Regions from separate parts of the Homo sapiens genome. Here region 1 is linked to region 2. The links are chromatin loops, found by intact Hi-C in ENCODE. Cell type or tissue: gastrocnemius medialis. All regions are shown on one strand. Links, peaks and the distances in the headings refer to the core of each region. The heading gives the core; the rest is flanking DNA. Region 1 has its middle 37 kb from the start of EMP1. Region 2 overlaps GPRC5D-AS1 (GPRC5D and HEBP1 antisense RNA 1).

Region 1 (9,973 bases), core at 1,165-9,164, 210 kb after region 2:
GTTAAAAGCGTCTCCTACTTTTTTTTTTTTTTGCATTGGCGTCTGTTGACCTATATTGTGCATTCTGTGTAAATTTCATATGCCAGAAAAATCAAGAGTAAAAAGGTCATGAGAAGGCAGAAGAGTGGGTTGGAGAGGACTCTGAATAAGAGAACCTGGGATAAGACAGTTTATTAAGATATAAGCAATGATTTCTGACTTTTTTCAGCCAGGAGATACATAAGCACAGAGGATGTGATATCAGTCTTGGATCAATAAGGGATCTTGTACAATGAGAAAAGTGATGCATTTTCATCTCCCAGGTGCCTCTCCACCCCTTCTGTCTGGGGGCTGTGAGGTAGGGAATCTGCTGGCTATTCCCTGATGGACCTCTCAGGGTTACTAGACCAAGAGGCAACCTTGAGGAATGCTACTCGTTAACCCAGTTAACAAATAAATTAAAATCCTTGTCCTAGTGGGTGTCTGATTTCCAGTCTTTCATTTCACACGTTGACACTAGATGTCAGGGAAAGACTTAGCGTTCTACTTTGCAGGTCTCAGATCTCTTCAGCAGGAAGGAAGGCTGCCTGAGACAGAAATCAGGTATTGAAGACTGGCAGATTTCCCACTGTGAGCCACTGGGGACACCAGGGCTCTTATGCCAAAATATCACTATCCTGCTCACGCCCTGTTAGACATACTCTTGATGCTGTTAAAGCCCATAGACAGAACAGGTTAGATCAAGGTCATTTCATCAAAAAAGTTTTTTTTTTTTTTTGAGCGGGGGGAGGGGGAATGAAAGTCATTAATTTACCCTTTCGATTTTATTATAAAAGAGATTCAATTTTACTTTTCAAAAAAGGACAGAAGGTATAACATGGTCGTGTTTTATAATCCTTTTCATTAGTAAATTAGGAAGGAGGTAAACCAGTTAAAAATTATATGGGAGTCTCATAAGATTGTTCTGATGCTCTGTAGTACTTCCTTACATTTTGCAAAAATGACATTTTGTTTTAAATGATATTAAGCAAAAATGTGTTTTTACTGCAGAATAACTAAATCCTGACTTGCTTTCATTATGTTGCTATTATGATTCCCAAGGCTCTCAGCCCCTTCACAGGCTTCCTGATGTAACAAAAAACGATGGGCTTTTATAAAAAGTATGGATAACACATTCAAAAATTTTCCTTCTTCCTTCCTTCCTTCTCCTTCCTTCCTTCCTTCTTTCCTACCTTCCTTCTTTCCTCCCTCCCTCCCTCCTTTTTTCCTTCCTTCCTTCCTTCTCTTCCTTTTTTTTTTTTTTTTTTTAGCTTGCAAGAAGGCAATGTGAACAAACTGGAACCGGGAAGGATGGTGGTAAAGGACAAAGCCAGAAAAGGGTACAGGATTTCCCTTGTCATGCATATATTTTTGCTCTAGTCCAAAAGGTCATGGCCGTCGTATTCTCAGCCACCCTTTGGAAATAAGGTGGCTAGTCATCTACCCACCCAAGTTTAAAAATAGCCCTTCCTTGGTAGGAGGAGCCCACAGTGGGAGGAGGGCCCATCCAGATGCTGGGGAGCAGCCCCGCCTATGGAAAGATGTTCCAGGAGCCCCCTTGGTGCATCTGGGAGCCATTATATCATCACCAAAAATAGTATTATTAATACCGTATGTGTGTGTCCTTCATTTATTTGTGAACTGGATGTTGTGCAAGTCACAGGGGACTTGAAAAGAAAAAGACAAGTTTTTTGCTGGCTCACGATGGAGGCAGGAGAGAGACATGCTGGAAAACCATTCTAATGCTTATGATAGATATTTACAATGGTTGGTCATTGTTACCTACTGCAATCCAGACAACTCCATCTTCTTGGAACTTTCAGATAAAGATTGATGTGGGGTATGGTGGCTCACGCCTGTAATCCCAGCACTTTGGGAGGCTGAGGCAGGAGGATCACTTTGGGTCCAGGAGTTCAAGACCAGCGTAGGCAATGTGGTGAGGCCTCATCTTTACAAAAAAATCAAGATTAATGTGGACAAAGAGTTTCAAAGTGTAAGGCAGATTAGAGAATTACTTGAGCGGGAATGAAAATATGGAGAGATGTCAGTACTACTGGTTTATTGATCAAGATTTTGACTGGTTTATTTATAAAAATACCCATATGACACATACTATGTGCCAGGCATCATTTTAAACACTTTGCAACTGTAAGCTCCTTTCATCCTTACAACTCTCTAAGTAGGTACCAGTATTAGTCCCATGTTGGAGATAAGTAAATTGAAGCACAAAACGGTTAAGTAACTTGCCCAAGTATTCACAGATAGAGCTAGAATCCTGGGGGTCATTTCACTTATCTTTTCTTCTGCTCAACCTGAATGCTCACCTAACAACATGCTTTTTCTTTTCACCTAGGAAGAGAGCGTTATGTAGTTTAACAGTTTGTGATTTTGGAGTCAGTCAGATCTATGTTTGACAGTTAGCTCTGCCACGTAATAACTGACTTTGGGGCAACTTTTACTGAAGTTCTCTGAGCCTAGTCTTTCTTATAAGGAAAGGTGGTAACTAATTCCTATAGTTGTTGGAAGAATAAAAGGAGATATTGTAGTAAGATTACGTACTCTTGATAAATGTTCTTACTTCCTGTGGAAGCCAGGCTCTACGATCACCCACACGGATTCTCATTTCCTGGTGATCAGGCCCTTGTGTAGTTCTTCCCACTTGGATAAGGCTGACCTATGTAACCAGTAGAATATTGTAGAGGGACTTCTGAGGTTAGAGCATAAAACACACAGCAGCCTTGCACCCTCATTGATCTGGGGAAAGCCAGCTGCCATGCCATGGTGATATGATTTGTCTGTGTCCTCGCCCAAATCTCAACTTGAATTTTAGCTCCCAGGATTCCCACTTGTTGTGGGAGGGACCCAGGGGGAGGTAACTGAATCATGGGGGCTGGTCTTTCCCGTGTTATTCTTGTGATAGTGAATAAGTCTTACGAAATCTGATGGTGTTATCAGGGGTTTCTGCTTGTGCTTCTTTCTCATTTTTCTCTTGCCACCTCCATGTAAGAAGTGCCTTTCACCTCCTGCCATGATTCTGAGGCCTCCCCAGCCATGTGGCACTATAAGTTGAATTAAACCTCTTTTTCTTCCCAGTCTCAGGTATGTATTTATCAGCAGCGTGAAAACAGGCTAATACACATGGGGACTCCTAGGCAGCCCAGTGGAGAACTCTGGTAACAGAGGCCTCCTGCTTCATTCATCTTGCCAGCCAGGTGAGTGGACCATTTTAGAAGCAGATCCTCTAGCCCCAGTCAAGCCTTCAGATGACGGCAGCCCTGGCCAAGATCTTGACTGGAGCCTCATAAGAGATACTAAACATGAACTGCTCAGCCAAGCCGCTTGTGGATTCCTGACCCATAGAAACTGTATGAGATAAGAAATACTTACTGTTGCTTTACACCGCTAAGTCTGGAGAAGTTTGTAACACAGCAATAGATAACTAATATACTTTCCCTCATCTATTCTTTCACCAGTAGGTCAAGCTGGACTCTTATCTTGTCTCCACCTCTCACAGCACATTCTGCTCCAGACATAAGTGCAGTGGGTGAAGTTTGTCCTGGGGACATACCCCCTTGCAATCCATTTCACTTGACCTTTCTGCTGCCAGCTGAAAATATCTTGGCCTCCTCGTATGCTCAACCAATCTTCACTGGCATTCAGCAGCCCACTAGGTGTTCATGGGCATGAGCTCTCGTGTGTCTTTCTGGGGACATTTACACTGGAATAGTGGGCACAGAGGATGAAGAACCTTTATAAGATAGCCTAGGGTTTCCCTTTAAACTCTTGTTTTGGGCCTCAAACATGTTAGGTATGGGTCTGGACCTAAGTTGGAATAACTCCCTGTAAAAAAATCTAAATTCCTTGTAATCACTTTCATGGCCAATTGGGCTCTGGCCGCCCCACCCCTCCAATTCGTCTTTTACCAGTCATTCCTCACTCACTGTGCCCAGCCCACCCTGGCCTTCCCTTCTCCCCTCCCCTCCCCTCCCCTCCCCTCCCCCTCCCCTCCCCTCCTCTCCTCTCCCCTCCCCTCCCCTCGCCTTCTTTCCCTTTCTTTCTGACAGGGTCTCACTCTGTCTCCCAGGCTGGAGTGCAGTGGCGCAATCATGGTTCACTGCAGCCTCAATCTCCTGGGCTCAACTGATCCTTCCACCTCAGCCTCCTGAGTAGCAGGGACTATGGGCACACGTCATTATGCCCAGTTGATTTCTGTATTTTTAGTAGAGATGGGGTTTTGCCATGTTGCCCAGGCTGGTCTTGAACTCCTAAGCTCAAGCGATCTGTGCACCTCGGCCTCCCAAAGTGCTGGGATTACTGGCATGAGCCACAGTGCCCAGCCCACTCAGCCCTTACTGTCCCAGGAGAATGTCAAGGTTATTCTCTCCACTGGGTTTTTGTACCTGCTGTTCTCCCTGCCTGCAGTCCTCTTTCTGCAGGTCTTCACTTGATTGGTTTATTCTCATCATTCAGATGCCAACTCAGTGGCACCTGCTTAGAGAGGCTTTCGTTTATGAAATAAATGAAGGCCTCCCAGGCCCACTATTCCTGCTATACTTTACAATACTACCATGCTGTTACCTTCATAGCAGTTACCATTAGTGAATTGTCCTATTCATTGGTTTGCTCACTTGGTCTTTGTTTATCTCCCACTCCCTTGTGTCACATATGCTTCATGAGGCAGGGTTGTCTTGGTCACACACCGCATGTCAAGTGCTTGGCATATATATAGTATCTGAGAAATTTATTCACTGAGATGCAATATGTGTGTAACTCAGACTTGGTTTTGTTGGCTATAAGATGAGATTATGCCTAGTCCTTGTTTACAATTCACATATAGATTAGAAACAATAGAAATGCTCATAGCACATGTGCATGGTATGCTGTGTAGTAGTAACAACATTAATGCAATTTTCCATCGTCTCTGGCCCGTTTCCTGAAACTGTAAAAATTCCATGCATTGGGCCAAGTCTCTCCCACCTGGACAGCCCTACTGCCCCTCACCCTTCCCATCCATGTTCTGCTCTAATTCTCTGCATCTGCACCCCTACAGGACCTTTTCCTTTTCTGGTTTCTACTACAGTTGTTAATGTAACTGCATCTCCTGGTGGCCACTTCTGATATGACACATTGTGGAGTTGGGAGGACATTATTGGAAACCTGTTTGTGGGTCATTCTCAAGTCGTTTCAGGAGGAGAAACACCAGCCTCAAGTTCAGATAAAAAGTCTAGGCCACAGAAATTACGGTCTCCATATCCAGCCTTTCCTGAAATCTGCATCCCCGTCTGTGACCTTACTGCCTGGCCTCGTTCAAACCCCAGCGTCTTATCTGGCTTATTGCCTCCTCCCATCTAAAAATATCAGCTTGTAATTGATCTCCCCTCCACACATTCTCCTTCTCCACATATACATTTTCCTGATGTTCATATTTTCTCAGGCCACCACTCTGCTTAAAAACAAGCAATGGCTCCCTACTGTATGAAGAATAAAGTCCCAGCTCCTCAGCCTGGCATCCGGGACACTTCAAAGCCTGGGTTCTACCTGGCTTTCTAGTTTCACTCTCTTCTACACTCCCGCCTCCTCAATCATTGCATGCTCATGCCTAAGGCATCTGGACCATTCCTCAAAACTACGCCTCTACATCATCAAAGCCCTGTCGGCCTTCATGCTGTTCTCTCTACCTGAAGTGCTCTGCTCCCACTTTTACCTGACAGTTGAATCCTGTCCCACTCAGAGCCAGCTCCAAGGCTCCATCTTCCATGAACTGCCTCCTGCCCCGCCCTCCCCTGCACCATTATGTCTTGGTGGAAATATAGCAATTATGCCTACTAGCCTCTCGAACAATGCTAATGGGCATAATTGTTCATATTTCCACCAAGACATGATGGAGTTTTATTTACTTTAACCCTGTCATGTGCACAGTAGGTCATTAACATCTGTTAAATGGGTCAATGAGTATTGGAAGCTAGAGTCCATGTTTCCCAGAGCCTAGTCAGGCTAGTCTGAGAAGTGAGAGGCCACATGTGGTGATATTGGGACAGAATCTTTGAAATTGGCATGGCCTTGGGCAACCTGGGGTGCAGAGTTACTTTAAACTGGAAGCAGAGCTTCCACTGAAATTCTATGAGCTTTAGTTTCCTTAGGGGATTACTGGGCACAATTATTTCTGAATCTCCTTTTTTATCTTGAGAGAATGAAGGCGAAGATCTTAGAATAATGGTTTATGTACTTTGACATGCCAAGATAAAAGGCAAAGTGTAAAAGTTAATACTGGAATATTAACTAACATGTGTTTGGGAAATTGTATTCCTGCAACACTATTTCTTTTTTGAAATTTAGTTGCATTTCATATTTCTTTGGTTTGTATCCCAAGATAACTGTGGGTTACTAGTAGCTGAGATGAATGGAGCTTATGCAACTATACAATCTTTCAATGGATTTTGAGACAAAGCATTTAGTATTCTGTAGTGAACACAATAGTCCTAGAGATTCAGAAACCAGATACATAAATTCATCTTTTTTTCTGAGTCACTTTGTTGTGTCTCTTAGTGATCTTTTGACTCAGTTTTTTCACCTGAAATTTGGAAATATTATTTGATTTCCGATATTTCCAATAAGTTAAATGTTCAGTGAACACTAATTGAGTCATACCCATAGAGCTGAAGGTTTTCCAGAAAAATGCCTCAGAAGAAGTTAAATTTGAAGTTGCATATTTGTGGCCTGTTTTTCTGTTTCATACACCTACACCCCAAGACCAGCATTATAGGGTGCACATCTTCTGTTACTCTTCTTGGCTATTGGGGAGATTACTTGCCTGGCTCAGAGAGGAAACCTTTCTATGTTCTTTGATAGATTTTATACATTAGAGCCCCTTCTTGCTCAGAAGATAGCAGCAGGTGGCTAAGCTTGGAATATCTACTGTCAATTCCATGTAGAGAGCTACATCAGACCAGGTCCCAACAACCCAACCTTCATCAGAGACCCAACCTCCATCAGAGACCCAACCTCCGTCAGAGATCCTACCACCATAGAGACTGGTAGGAGTTTCATGGTAGGCGTTAAGCATGAGCCTGTCTCTGGGTCTGTGTCTCTATTTCTGGGTGAAGGAATATATATATATATATTCTCTTGGGCACATCCTACTTAAAAAAAGGAGATTAACCATATTACATCCCTGACTTGCACCATGTGGCTTAATAAGCAAGACATGTCATAAAGTTAACAGTTAGTTCTATGGCTTATAGCAGTGTAAACTAAATACCTGAGTGTAGTTTCTAGAGTAATTAGAGTCTGGTGGGATTGGGACAGGTTTCCACATTCCCTAGGGTTTCTGAATAATCCTAGGCCAAGCTTGGATCTTAAGTACTTTCTTTACTTTTTTTTTTTTTTGAGACAGCAGCTCACTCTGTCACCCAGGCTGGAATTCAGTGACACCATCACGGCTCACTGCAGCCTTGACCTTCTTGGCTCTATCGATCCTCCCACCTCAGCCTCCCGGGTAGCTGGGACTACCGGTGTACACCATCATGCCCAGCTAATTTGTTGTATTTTTTGTAGAGATGGGTTTTGCCATGTTGCTCAGGCTTGTCTTGAACTCCTGGGCTCAAGCAATCCACCTGCCTAGGCCTCCCAGAGTGCTGGGATTACATGTGTGAGCCACTGTGCCTGGCCTGATCTTAGGTATTTTGAAGACCAATTAACTGGGGTTTCTTCTTGACTGTCCAGGGATACTTTTTGTTTACTACTGATCTGTCAGAGACCTTGAAAATCATCCCTGGCCAAGGCTCAGAGGTTTCTTAAGGGGCCAGCTAGAGCTTGGCATTATCAAGGCTTGCCATGAAGAGAAAATGCCCCCAAGACCCACCCAGGGTCAGATCTTTCATGCTCATGTGAACTTGTAGAATAATTATTCCAAAGTCCCAGCCACTACCCAGAAAGCAGTATATAGTTAATACGTTCCTGGCAAATATAAGTCCCTCTGCATGGCTCTGCAATTTAGACTACCACTCATGAGAATAACACCAAGGCCTAGACCAACAGCATTGTGTATGTACCCTGGAAAATACTTCAGATCTCATTGATTCATCTCCCAACCAGATCAAGTATGTGAGATAAACAGCCAGTTCCATGGGATATGGTTGCTTTGTTTTATTTGAGATTGTGTTTCAAACACACCACCTACCAGTACTACTACCAGTGCTGGAATATTTGGGGTACCCATTCCTAGGCTATATGTGAGCCAAGTTCAACAGATTGTATGATTCCCCACCAAGTTCAGAGGAAGGGTTGCCCACCAGGTACTCGCCGGTCTGAGCTAAGCAACTGCAGAATGAGGGAAACACACTTAACAGATGAGGCTGTGAATGCCGGTGCTGATGTCCTCTGTTCTAAGAGCAAATGATGTCTTCCATAATATGGATGCAGTCATGGCCAAATGTATATTCAGCAGTATGTTCCTCCCATCGCTGCTCTGGGGAGATAACGGATAATGCTATTCCTCCAGTAGTGTGAAGTGAGAGGGGGTCAAGAAAACATTTTCAGTTTAGAGCAACGGGGCGTGAGATGCATCCAATCTTATGCAATCCTAAGTCCCTGGGCACGAATGGAATTTGTAACCAGCAAAGAAATTCTTTATAATAATTTAATTTGTATGTGAGATTGAGCTTGTGAGAGTGAGTGACAGAGAGGTAGAGGGGAAAAGACAGAGGGAATGAGAGGGGAGAAAGACAATGAAAAAGATGAATGAGAATGAATAATGGGAGGCAAAGATAAAGGAAAAGCAATATAAAGCAGAGAGGGGAGAGAAAAGAAGTAATAACTTCTGATAATTGCGGAAATATATCACAAACATAATTGTATAAAAGGAGGGATTTAGATAGTGAACAGGAAAGTTGAGAGCATGGCTGAAGGTAGAAGAAAGAAGGAAGAAATGAATAACAGGAAAACAAAGAGAGAAAAAAAAGGAAAACATTTCAAGGAATAGGTAGGAAACAAGATGTGCCTTGGGAATTTCAATGAATTATTTTGTCTCCCAAGTTTTAAACTTACAATGTGTTCTGCCATGACGGTCTAATTCTCAATTAAGATATGCTAATAAGGCTGACCGCATACCATATACTCGCCATGCCTGATAAGCAGTTTAGCTTCTTTTTGGGTTTGGTGGGAGAGCAGTTATGTTTCCACACTGAAGTTTCTCATTGGCTTTCCTCCTACAAAGGCGCAAAATGACCACATGTTGTTCTTACTAATATTTGTTTTAGTCTGACACACTTCGATCTCTGCCGAGTTGACTACTAACTGCTTCGTACACACTTCGTATTCCTCCACCTGCTTTCAGTTACCTTCATTAAAAATATTCACATAAATCTTTATTAATAGAGAAAAATGGATTCACTCTGGTTTATTTATCTGTGGGTAAGTTTAATTATTTTCCAGTATGCAAAGCATCTTAGGAGGCTGCAAACATGGCTCAGAAGTAACATTGCCAGAAAAGGGGAAGCTTGTGCCATAGAGTCAACTTGCTGACCTGCAAGTAACAGACAGTGAATGTTAGCTGAATGATGGTAATTGAGTGAAAATTTGGACTGCCCTTCAAGGGATGTTAGAAAGAGTATCAGAAAAGGGCAGGAAGACTTAACATATATAGTGACCAATTACTGAGCATCCAAGCATAGTGAAAATCACCGTGCATATATTATCACATTTCACAGAAGCAGAACCCATTCTTTTTCATATGCAAATTTCTCCTTAAAAATCTCTGTCCTATGATACTGTGGGAACTCTAGGCTACTTCTCGATGGCTTCTAGGCATCCCCAGGAAGTGCGTATATTCTCCTGAAATCATTGCCAAGGGCTTACTGCAGATTATCCCAGGTTTCTCCTGCTGGGCTCACCTTGCCTCTCCACAGTGCACCACAATTTCTGGTCCGCTCCATCTTAAGATGTCATTGTAGATCTT
Region 2 (9,973 bases), core at 644-8,643:
ATTCTTTTTCTGTTCCTTTTCTTGATTTTTTTTCCTCTTATATTTCTAGACAGCTCCTGTGTTGGTTCTATTTTGAAAACTTGTTTTTTTTTTGTTTTGTTTTTTTGAGACTGAATCTTGCTCTGTCACCCAGGCTGGAGTGCAGTTTTGTGATCTCGGCTCACTGCAACCTCCGCCTCCTGGGTTCAAGGGATTCTCCTTCCTCAGCCTCCCAAGTAGCTGGAATTACAGGCATGCACCATCACGCCTGGCTAATTGTTGTGTTTTTAGTAGAGATGGGGTTTTACCATGTTGGCCAAGCTGGTCTCGAACTCCTGACCTTAAGTGATCCACCCACCTCTGCCTCCCAAAGTGCTGGGATTACAGGCATGAGCCACTGTGCCCAGCCCTTGAATACTTAGTTTAAAATGAATACAGTGTTTACTGTATCAGCGATTCATGGTAAGTCAATGTGGAAAAGGGGCAAGAATGTGTTTCAAGCTATGGAAATTTTAAGAAACAATTCTCAGGTTTATATGGGAGTTTATTTAGCCTTTCCCACACCCAACCAGATAAAATCTGTTCCCAATGTAAATTGTCTCTTTTCTTAATACTCCATGGACAGATGATGAGAAGGAGGAGAAGAGGAAGAGAATGTGGAGGAAGTGAATATGGCTGCATCAAGGGATTCTTCTTTTAAACCTACATAATTTTTAAAAATCGACCTGTGCATCCCAGCTCCCATTGGTGCAAACAAGTGATTTTGATTTTGTACTTCAGTGCATGCCCTTAACCTTGGTGAAATGTCTTTGCCACTTCTTTCTGAGATGTACAATCCTGAGTGATTGCTCCCTCTCTGAATTTTTTTGAATCCCTGCTTAATCTTCTCTACCTTTGGCATTCTTTTGCATACTTTGAGGTTCAAGGTTTTAACTGTTAAGTATTATGTTTGTATTTGCGTTTCTCCTTCTCCTTGCTATTTTTGGATAATTTTCTAAGAGGCAATAGAGAAATTCTGCTTTTATACCACCGTATTTAATTGAAAAGATGGAATCTGCATTTTGAAGGTTTCAGTGTGATAGATGACCTCAAGTTCTTTGATGTTCTTTCCATTGAGAGGTGGGGTCTACCTCCACTTCCCCTTGAATCTGGACTTGCTTCAGCCACTCACTTATATAACTAATAGAAGGTGGCAGAAATGACGGAGCATGACTTTTGAGTTAAGTCAGAGAGGCCGTGCAGCTACTGCATTGTTTGCCGGTACACTTGCCCTTGGAGCCCTGGGCCATCATGTAAGAAGGCTGCCATGCTGTGAGAACACCTAAGCCACATGGAGAGGCCACATGAAAAAGCTTGGTTGATAATCCCAGTTAAGCCCAACATTCGAATCATCCTAGCCCAGGTACCAGACATGTCAGTGAAGAAGACTTCATCCGCAGACATTTGAGACATCCCCAACTGCTTAAACCTTTCCAGTGGCATCGCCCAGACATTGTGAAGCAGAGACTTGCTATCCTCACTGCGCTTTGTCGGAATTCTTGACCCATAGAATCCTTAGGTATAATAAAATGGCTGTTTTATGGCATTCGTGTGAAGGAGGATTATTATACAGCAACAGACAATCAGAATGTCTGGTGAATCTTTTGCACAATAAAATTTGAAAACTACTGTCTGAGATAATTTTCACTGTACTCAAGAAAGTTGACGTCATGGTTGTATGCTGTTTTAACCCAGCTAAAGTCAAACAATTCTCAGAATTTCCTTCCTTGTGTGGTTCCAGGTTGGAGCTGGCCACAAAAGAAATTTGTTCAAGATTTTAAGTGTGGAAATGAAGAAGCAGTCACCTTTAATGCTCTAAAGGACAGTGTAGGGCATCAATTGCCATTGCAACCCAGACACATTATCACTGATCTGCTGATTTACCTTGTTGGCGTGGATCCTCAGCTCCTTCAGCTCATTTTTTTTTTTAAGTATAATTCCCATTTTATTATTCTCCAGAGAATAGTCTGTCTTCAGTCTTTAAGAACGCAGCTCCTAGGCCGAGCGGGGTGGCTCATGCCTGTAATCCCAGCACTTTGGGAGGCCGAGGCGGGCAGATCACGAGGTCAGGAGATCGAGACCATCCTGGCTAACACGGTGAAACCCTGTCTCTACTAAAAATACAAAAAATTAGCCAGGCGTGGTGGCGGGCGCCTGTAGTCCCAGCTACTCGGGAGGCTGAGGCAGGAGAATGGCGTCAACCCGGGAGGCGGAGCTTGCAGTGTGCCGAGATCGCGCCGCTGCACCCCAGCCTGGGTGACAGAGCAAGTCTCTGTCTCAAAAACAACAACAACAACAACAACAACAACAACAACAACAACAAAAAACAGCTCCTTACATGGGCTTGGTGGGGGTCGTGGGGCAGCATCCGCAGGTCTAAATCTGGGTGGGGGTGTTTGGTCACTATGGGCTTCACGAGGTCAATTCCTGACTACTTTGCTGTGAATCGCACAACCCACACAGTGATGCAGCTTCACATACAGCTTGGGAAGCACATAGGCATCGAAGATGCTTATTTCAGAAATGTCCCTGACTGTTGCAGCCTCCACTATGTTTCAAATGACGAATTTCTTAATGGCCTTGTCCTTGGGCACGCATTGGGCACAGTTCGTGCAGCAAATAAGCTGCATGTGGCCATGGCCCATTTTGGCACGACCATTGTTCCTTCTTTTCTTTGTCGTCTTGGAGGTACAGACTGGAGACTCCTTCAGCTCTTTGAGTTCTGGGTCAGGTGAAAGTGCTGCTCCGTGGTGAAATATGCCAAAGAGTAGGATAGTTAACAGAGCCCTGGGGCAAAACAGTAAAGGAGTTGCTGCTCATCTCACATTAAAAGCAAAAACCTGAAAAACATTTGGCCCTCTTTCTTGCTGAGGATTGAAAAGAACGCCCTTGCCAACTCAATAATGTAGACCAAGCAATACAGAGCTGTGTTGTCTATTTCAGTAACATGTGCCATATTGCAATGTATCTGGTTTGCAATGGCAATGGTATAGCAGCTGGGTATGGGACTACAATAACGGTTCAATTTTTGTAAGTTCATAGTAGTAGTCCAGCAGCCAGTTAATTTTTTTCTTTTTCTTTCTTTCAGGGCCAGAAAAGCAAATTAAACTGGAATGTTATGGAGACCACTATCCCTGCCTCCTTTCCTTTTTTAAAGGTGGCACTAATTTCTGTAATTCTTTCCAAGATGTGGCTTTCCTTCTGATATACCATCATGGCTGGAAGAGAAGATATGGGTGAGCTTAGAGGCTTCCACTTGGCCATTTTTACCATAATAGCTCTATTCAACAGGTCAAGAGAGAAATCTGAGGACTTTTCCAGTTTTTAATTATAACCATCCCAATTATGCACTCAGGGGCCTAACCATCACTGGTAGGTTTATGTAGCCCATGTGAAGTAGACTTGGACTGGGACTCCATATATCTCCTGGCTTTCATAAGCTTCTGCTCTAACTTGGGGACTATGCTGGCATTTCAGGCCCCCTGGCAGAATTATCAGCTAAGACTGTGTGTCTAATAGCCCTCAAAAATCTGGGTATTTCCGTTTTCCCTAGTGTATCTGGGAAAAGGCTGCAGGTCCCTTTGGGGAGGGAATGCAACCATGCTTATTGTATGTATTTGCAGTGGCATTGCAGGATTCCTTATCAAGGAGGTTAGACTTCCTTTTCAATCAGTAGGCTTTGGTTCTGAGAACTGGCCTAAGATCTGAAACAAAGGATTGTAATTACCCATTTGGTGACTGACATCAGCCTTTTGCTCACTAGCTTTCAATTTTTGTGTGGTCATATAAACCAAGCAGTAGTCTAATTGGTTGCCCTTCTGTATTGCTCTTATTAGCCATTGCCACAGATCCTAGTAGGTCAAGAAACCTTGACTGTCACTCTAGCTTTGGTCTGTATTACAGTAATTATGTTCCTCTTGACTCTTAAGATTAGACGCCACCATCTGGTCTCTGCTATTCTTGAATCTTATCATCCCCGTTGATAATAGCACAATTCCATTGCAAAATCTCTTTCTCTCAAATGTGATATACAGATGTACTGAGGGACACTTATGGCTGACCTCAAAAGATGCTGGCGCCTCACCACCACTGTTATTATGTACCGGTTATTACTTGGGCCTTCCTGGGGGACCTAGTCAGGTGGTAGGTTCTCTGATTCACATCACAAAGGATTTTAATATTTATACTTTTCTGGACTTGTTGACACCTTTCTCAATACTCTGTTGAGGCAATTCCAGCATCTCTATCTCACGGGAGACTGACACTGTATCCAAGCCTCGAGGAGTCATCCCAACAGCATTTTAGGACTGACTCCAAGTGTTCTTATCAGGACATTAAGTTCCAAGTGAATTAACATATGTTTTATCTCATATACTTATTTTTTGTGGCAAGAACACATAAAATCTACTCTTAGCAATTTTCAAGTACACCACATGTTGTTATAACCATACTCATGTTCCACAATCACCATCTAACATCATTATATTCTGTGATAGATCTCTTAAACTTATTCCTCTTATGAAATGGAAATTTTATATCTTTTGACTGACATCCTCCTTAATGATCCACCTACCCCTCACCATTCTACTCTCTGCCTCAATGAGTTTGATTTTTTTAGATTTCACATATAAGTGAGTTCATGTGGTATTTGTCTTTCTGGGTCTGGCTTATTTCATTTAACAAAATGTCATCCAGGTTCATCCATGTTATTGCAAATGACAGGATTCCCTTGTTCTGTTTTCAAGGCTGACTAGTATTCCATTATGTAGAGCTACTTCTAGTACCAACTGTTTAGCTTAGGTTTCTTCAAAGCGCTGAGCCTGAGACAAGGCTTGTGTGATGGTCATTATTTTGGAAAATGATTCTCCAAAGAAGAATGAGGGAAGAATGAAGCAGGAAAGGAGGGAAAGATAACTTAAGAGCACCTTACTGAGTGGATGGCACTGTGGAGAACTGGAGATTAATCCTTGTTAGGGACCGTCTGGGAAGTCATGTGCAGCGCACTTAAGAATCATCTACTTGAAGGGGAAGAAGGGAATATTTACCGCTGACTCCTACATGTTGCTGGCCGAGGATTGTCCCATGGGATATAACTCTCACATTTCCATTTTTGGAAAAAGCATTTGGTTCTTTTTTATCCTTTAGAGATGATCAATGAGACTTTTTTTAAAGTATCATTATGAACTTATGGATTTTAACATATTTAAGTCTGTCTGTTGTACTCATTATTCTTATTGATAATGTCCCATTTTGGCTATTGTGAGTGCCTTCAAATTGGTTCCTGTGACCTTTTAACATGAATCCAGCAGACTTTAGTAGCTTTCTTGTTTTCTAGTATGACAAAGTCTTCTAGGCTCATTCCTGCTCCAGACATGAAATCATCCATTTTCCCAAGGAGCCCTTCAGAGATCACGATCTGGCACTAGAGGTCCTCGTTGCTGTTGGGTTGGTCAATGTATGAAGTCCTGTTCCCTGGACAGAGCTAGAAATATGTTTTTGTTTAATGAAAAAGAGAAATACCTCATGAATTAGTACTCATATTTCTAATTCAAATAAAATATTACAGTTTTTCTTTACCTACCTTCTTTGATTTTATATTTGCACTTCTTTACTCTTACTAATTAACATAATTACTTATTTGCTTGTTAAAAGAAAAATTTTAGACATATTAAACAGTTCAATTGAGCAAAGAGCGATTCACAAATCAGGCAGCGTTCCCATCTCCTGGATCCAGAATAGATTTGGAGCAACTGTGGAGCTGTCACGTGGTTGGATAATATTTATGGACAGAAAAAGGAAAGTGGTGGACAGAAAACAGAAGTGAGGTACGGAAACAGCTGGATTGGTTACAGCTCAGTGTTTGAACATGGTTTCAACAGTTGGCGACCTGTGATAGGTTACAGTCTGTTTACATATCCAGTTAGGTTACAGTTCACTATATAAGGAGAAACCTTTAGGTCAAACTTAAAATACATAAGGAGGCAGCTTTAACTTAATTTAACACAGTTTAACCTGTTCTATTTGTATATATAATTGTTTCAAACATCATTACAAAATTACTTATTTGCTATACCCTATCATCTACGTGTGTATAATAGTTTCATACTCACTATATCAATATTGTTATTAACAATATGATCCCTGAATACAATTTAAGATTTCTTTGCAATTCTACTTTTCCCTTAGAATATATCCCGCTAGGAGGGTACAGTCAAATTAATATGTTTTGAAGTTATTGAATTAATTGGATGTCACGTTCTCTATATGTTAATAGTTAAACCATCAACTTAGTATTAATTTTGTTTCCAATTTTTAGGAACGGATATTTTCCCACCTTGATTTAATTTTATTTTTTAATTATGTAAACCATTTATGTGGTTTGTAAGTCAAAAGCTCTAAAACAAAGTATATTCAGAGAAGTTTAACTAACTTCTAACCCTATTCCAACTTGTTTTTTCCTTCCATTTTTCATTAGAGTTTAATTTATTCTTCCAGTTTTTTGTTTGTTTGTTTTTGTAGAGACAGGGTCTTGCTCTGTCACCCAGGATAGAGTGTAATGGCACAATCACAGCTCCCTGTAACCTTGAACCCCTGGGCTCAAGCAATCCTCCCACCTCGGCCTCCCAAAATGTTGGGATTACAGGCATGAGTCACTGTACCTAGCCCGTTATTCTTCCATTAAAAAAAACTATATATATGTATAGATAGATATATTCGCATTCCTTCCTTTCTTAGGTAAAAGGTAGAATACTATACACCTTAATCTGCTCCTTGCTTTTTTTCACTTAATCATGCTTCATGGAATTCACTTTGTAATGATGCTTAGAGATTGTATTCCTTTCTAGAGCTTCACAATTCTTTTTGTGAATTTATTGAGATATAAATTGAAGACGGTGCAAGCAGATTTGGAAAGTAATGGAGTCCTTAACTAGAAGGATAGATTTATCACTCATTGCAATGTGGAAGACTGCAAAAGGAACAAATTTTGGGGGAAATATCAGAAATTTAGTGGACATATTTTGCTTGAGATGTCTATTAGACATGCAAGAAGAACTACAAATAGGCAGTTTTGGATACCCTAGTCTAGAATTCAAGGGTGAGATCCAGGCTAGACATATAATTTGGAAGTTAATACCCGGGGAGTTTGGTGAAGGAATGGAAGAGTAAACGCTCTAGGCTGGTCATTTCTCCCCTGATTTTATTAACTCCTAAATGTAGGAGATTTGGGTTGCCTGTTTTGAGCCCCTGGACTCCTGTTTCACTGATTTCCATGGTGAACAGGTAGGCAATCATTGTCTCCAAGCAGAGTAGGAAAGGGGCAGAGGAAAATGCAATCTTGTTCTCGCTAACTTTGTCCCCTGCCAGTATTCTCTTCTGGGCTACAGTCAACCCTTCTTCCCCCCAACCTTCAGGTGCAGAGCTTCCCTCTCCCAGGGTTTCTTACTGTTGATGTAATTAGTTCCTGGAATCTATGTTTCCTTCTGAGCTTCTCCTTGTTTGATTCTGGGGAAGAAAGCCAGTAACCGATGCCAGTTTTCCATCTTTGCAGGAACTCAAAGTTCTATTAGATTTTCAAAATTAAACAAGGGGAAAGAATATTTTTTTAAGAGAAAAAAGATGGGGAAACTGATTTATCATCTCTTTCAAATGTCCTGTGAAACTATTCCAAGGAGGTTGATTCTGATTAGACTCAGACTGGGGAAAATAGGGATTCAGCAAAGCTGGGAACTGCATACTGGGGAAGAAAATAAAGAACTGACTACTTGCCAGGAAACAAAAAGTATTCCATGTGAAGACATGCTTTAACTCTAAAACCTTTCTGAAATTCTGCCTTGGGTAAACATGTATAGTATTTCCTCAAGAGCTACATTTCCCCAGCCTACGGTAAACAAGGGGAAAGATACCAAGTTCATCACAGATTATTTCTCTTCAATCTTGTATGATTCACTACAGTTATGCAGAGAAAATGTTTTAATATTATAAAGTCAAGCATAAACACCTACAAAGTTAAATACGATGAACATTAAAATAAACAGGAGAGGTAGTTTATAAAATTAAACTAGATGACATAATTGGAAGTTAATACAACTTAAATAGATCTTAGAAAAGTTTTCTGATGAAAATTAATATCTACATTTTTATATAGTTTCTCTTGATTGACTATGTCCTTAGTATACTCTGTATTTTGTTTTCTATTTTTGTACTGGTGGCTTTTAAACAATTTTTTACAGGAAGTATGTTTATTATCTACCAATACAGATGAAAAAGGAGTCAAAAGTGAAAGTTCCCCTGTGATAGCAGAACCTTCCCTTCATGGGTGCAAGGCAGCATACCTCCCAGAGATAACGGCTCTTGACAGTTTAGTATTTATCTTTCCAGACTTTAAAAACACAAATTAACATTTTTACATATACACACATATATTGAATGCATACATATTTCAGATATACGTAGAGAGATAATTACATCTCTATATATCTGAAACTTATGATTGGTATGTTTATATATTATTAGTACATTTAGATCTATGTCATTATTTGAAATAGCTGAAATTCATTTTGCACATATATTAATAAATTATATTTTATTTCATTGAAAAATACACACAAAAAGAGAAAATTAAAAGAAACCTGCCTGTGGTCCCAGCTACCCTGGAGGTAGAGGTGGGAGGCTTGGGCCTGGGAGGTGGAGGTTGCAGTGAGCCAAGATTGTACCACTGCACTCCAGCTTGGGTCACAGGGCAAGACCCTGTCTCAAAAATAAAATAAAATAAAATAATAAAATAAAAATAAAATAGAATAAAATGAACCATATATTTTTATCCCTTTTTAAATTAAAACATTATAAAAATAATCTGAAAAAGTAGTATCTGGTCATTGGTCCCAGTTGTATCTCTTCTTTTCTATGTTGCCAGTTTGTATTTTTTGCACATTCACTAAAAGAGAGAAGAAATCCACAGATCTGTAAGGCTAAGGTGTAAAAAGGAATACATTCATAACAGAAGCAAATAAACTCTTGAATGCCTGGTCTTTAAGACTGGGGAGTGGAGGAAAATATATTCAACAATTTATCTGACAAGAGAACAGAAACGGAGGATTAAAATTAAGGTTAAAAAGAGAATTTGAAAGCAATTATATGAGACAGGCAGAAAAACTTCATGCAAAAATCCTTTCTTTAAAATGTTTACTGTTATTTAAGGTTGGCCTTGTAATGAGGAAAATAGCTTCATTCTTAGAAATAAGAACATACTTCAGGTTTTTCAGGCCAACCAATGTAGAAAAACATGAAGTGAGTTCTGTGATGAGATAGGTTGAAGTAACCCCCAGTACATTCACTTCTCTAAAAATAGCCATTTCTTTCATGACAAAATACCTATAGAAAAATAATGAAAATTGCCATTCTTGGTCTTTAAGCCTCTACTAGTGGAAATGGAAATTTCCTCAGCTTTTAGAGTCCATATCTAAGGTCTTTAAAGACCTAAAGCCCATGCAGTGAGAGAGAAAACATTTGTGAGAGGCAGGAGGAATTAACTCCATAAAGAAATACCTCTCTAGGGAATGTAAGGCTTGATTGCAGAAGTAAATATTAGCCTCAAAGGAAAACCTTTTGCAGTAAAATGACAAAACTTCATGTACTTAACGCAAAGGGAAGGGGAATTTCTTTTTTGTTTTGAGACAGAGTCTTGCTCAGTCTGGAGTCGCTCAGGGTGGAGTACAGGAGTGTGATCATAGCTCACTGCAGCCTCAACCTCCCAGCTCAAGCAATTCTCCCACCTCAGCCTCCTGAGTAGCTACGATCACAGACATGTGCCACCACATCTGGCTAATTTTTTTCTTTTGTAGAGATGGGGTCTTGCCATGCTGTCCAGGCTGTATTTTTGATAAAAAGAAGAAAATAACCTTAAGCAAAATTTCCTAAGAACCCTGCATCAATATTTCAGGCATTTTCAGGGTTG

What was found. Hi-C counts contacts between places; a loop is a spot of excess contacts. Peaks named below come from ENCODE experiments on the same cell type or tissue, not always from the same donor. Only the 100,000 strongest peaks of a DNase experiment are listed, where the experiment ranks them.
Region 1: it touches region 2 in a loop (5-fold over the local background); 11 of 110 quality-filtered maps call a loop at or near these places.

Annotation. Positions count from the first base shown.
Region 1 is chr12:13,229,123-13,239,095 of GRCh38, forward strand. No RefSeq gene overlaps it. Among named protein-coding and RNA genes, the nearest start is that of EMP1, 37 kb to the left of the region's middle. In gastrocnemius medialis, for the core only: a CTCF peak has its summit at 5,124; a DNase peak (open chromatin) is centred at 1,539.
Region 2 is chr12:13,018,908-13,028,880 of GRCh38, forward strand. GPRC5D-AS1 (GPRC5D and HEBP1 antisense RNA 1) reads left to right here. Exons shown (of 3, transcript NR_149067.1): 3 at 3,107-3,591. It also overlaps the pseudogene RPS26P46. Among named protein-coding and RNA genes, the nearest start is that of FAM234B, 20 kb to the right of the region's middle. In gastrocnemius medialis, for the core only: no CTCF peak of the experiment used is centred there; a DNase peak (open chromatin) is centred at 5,438.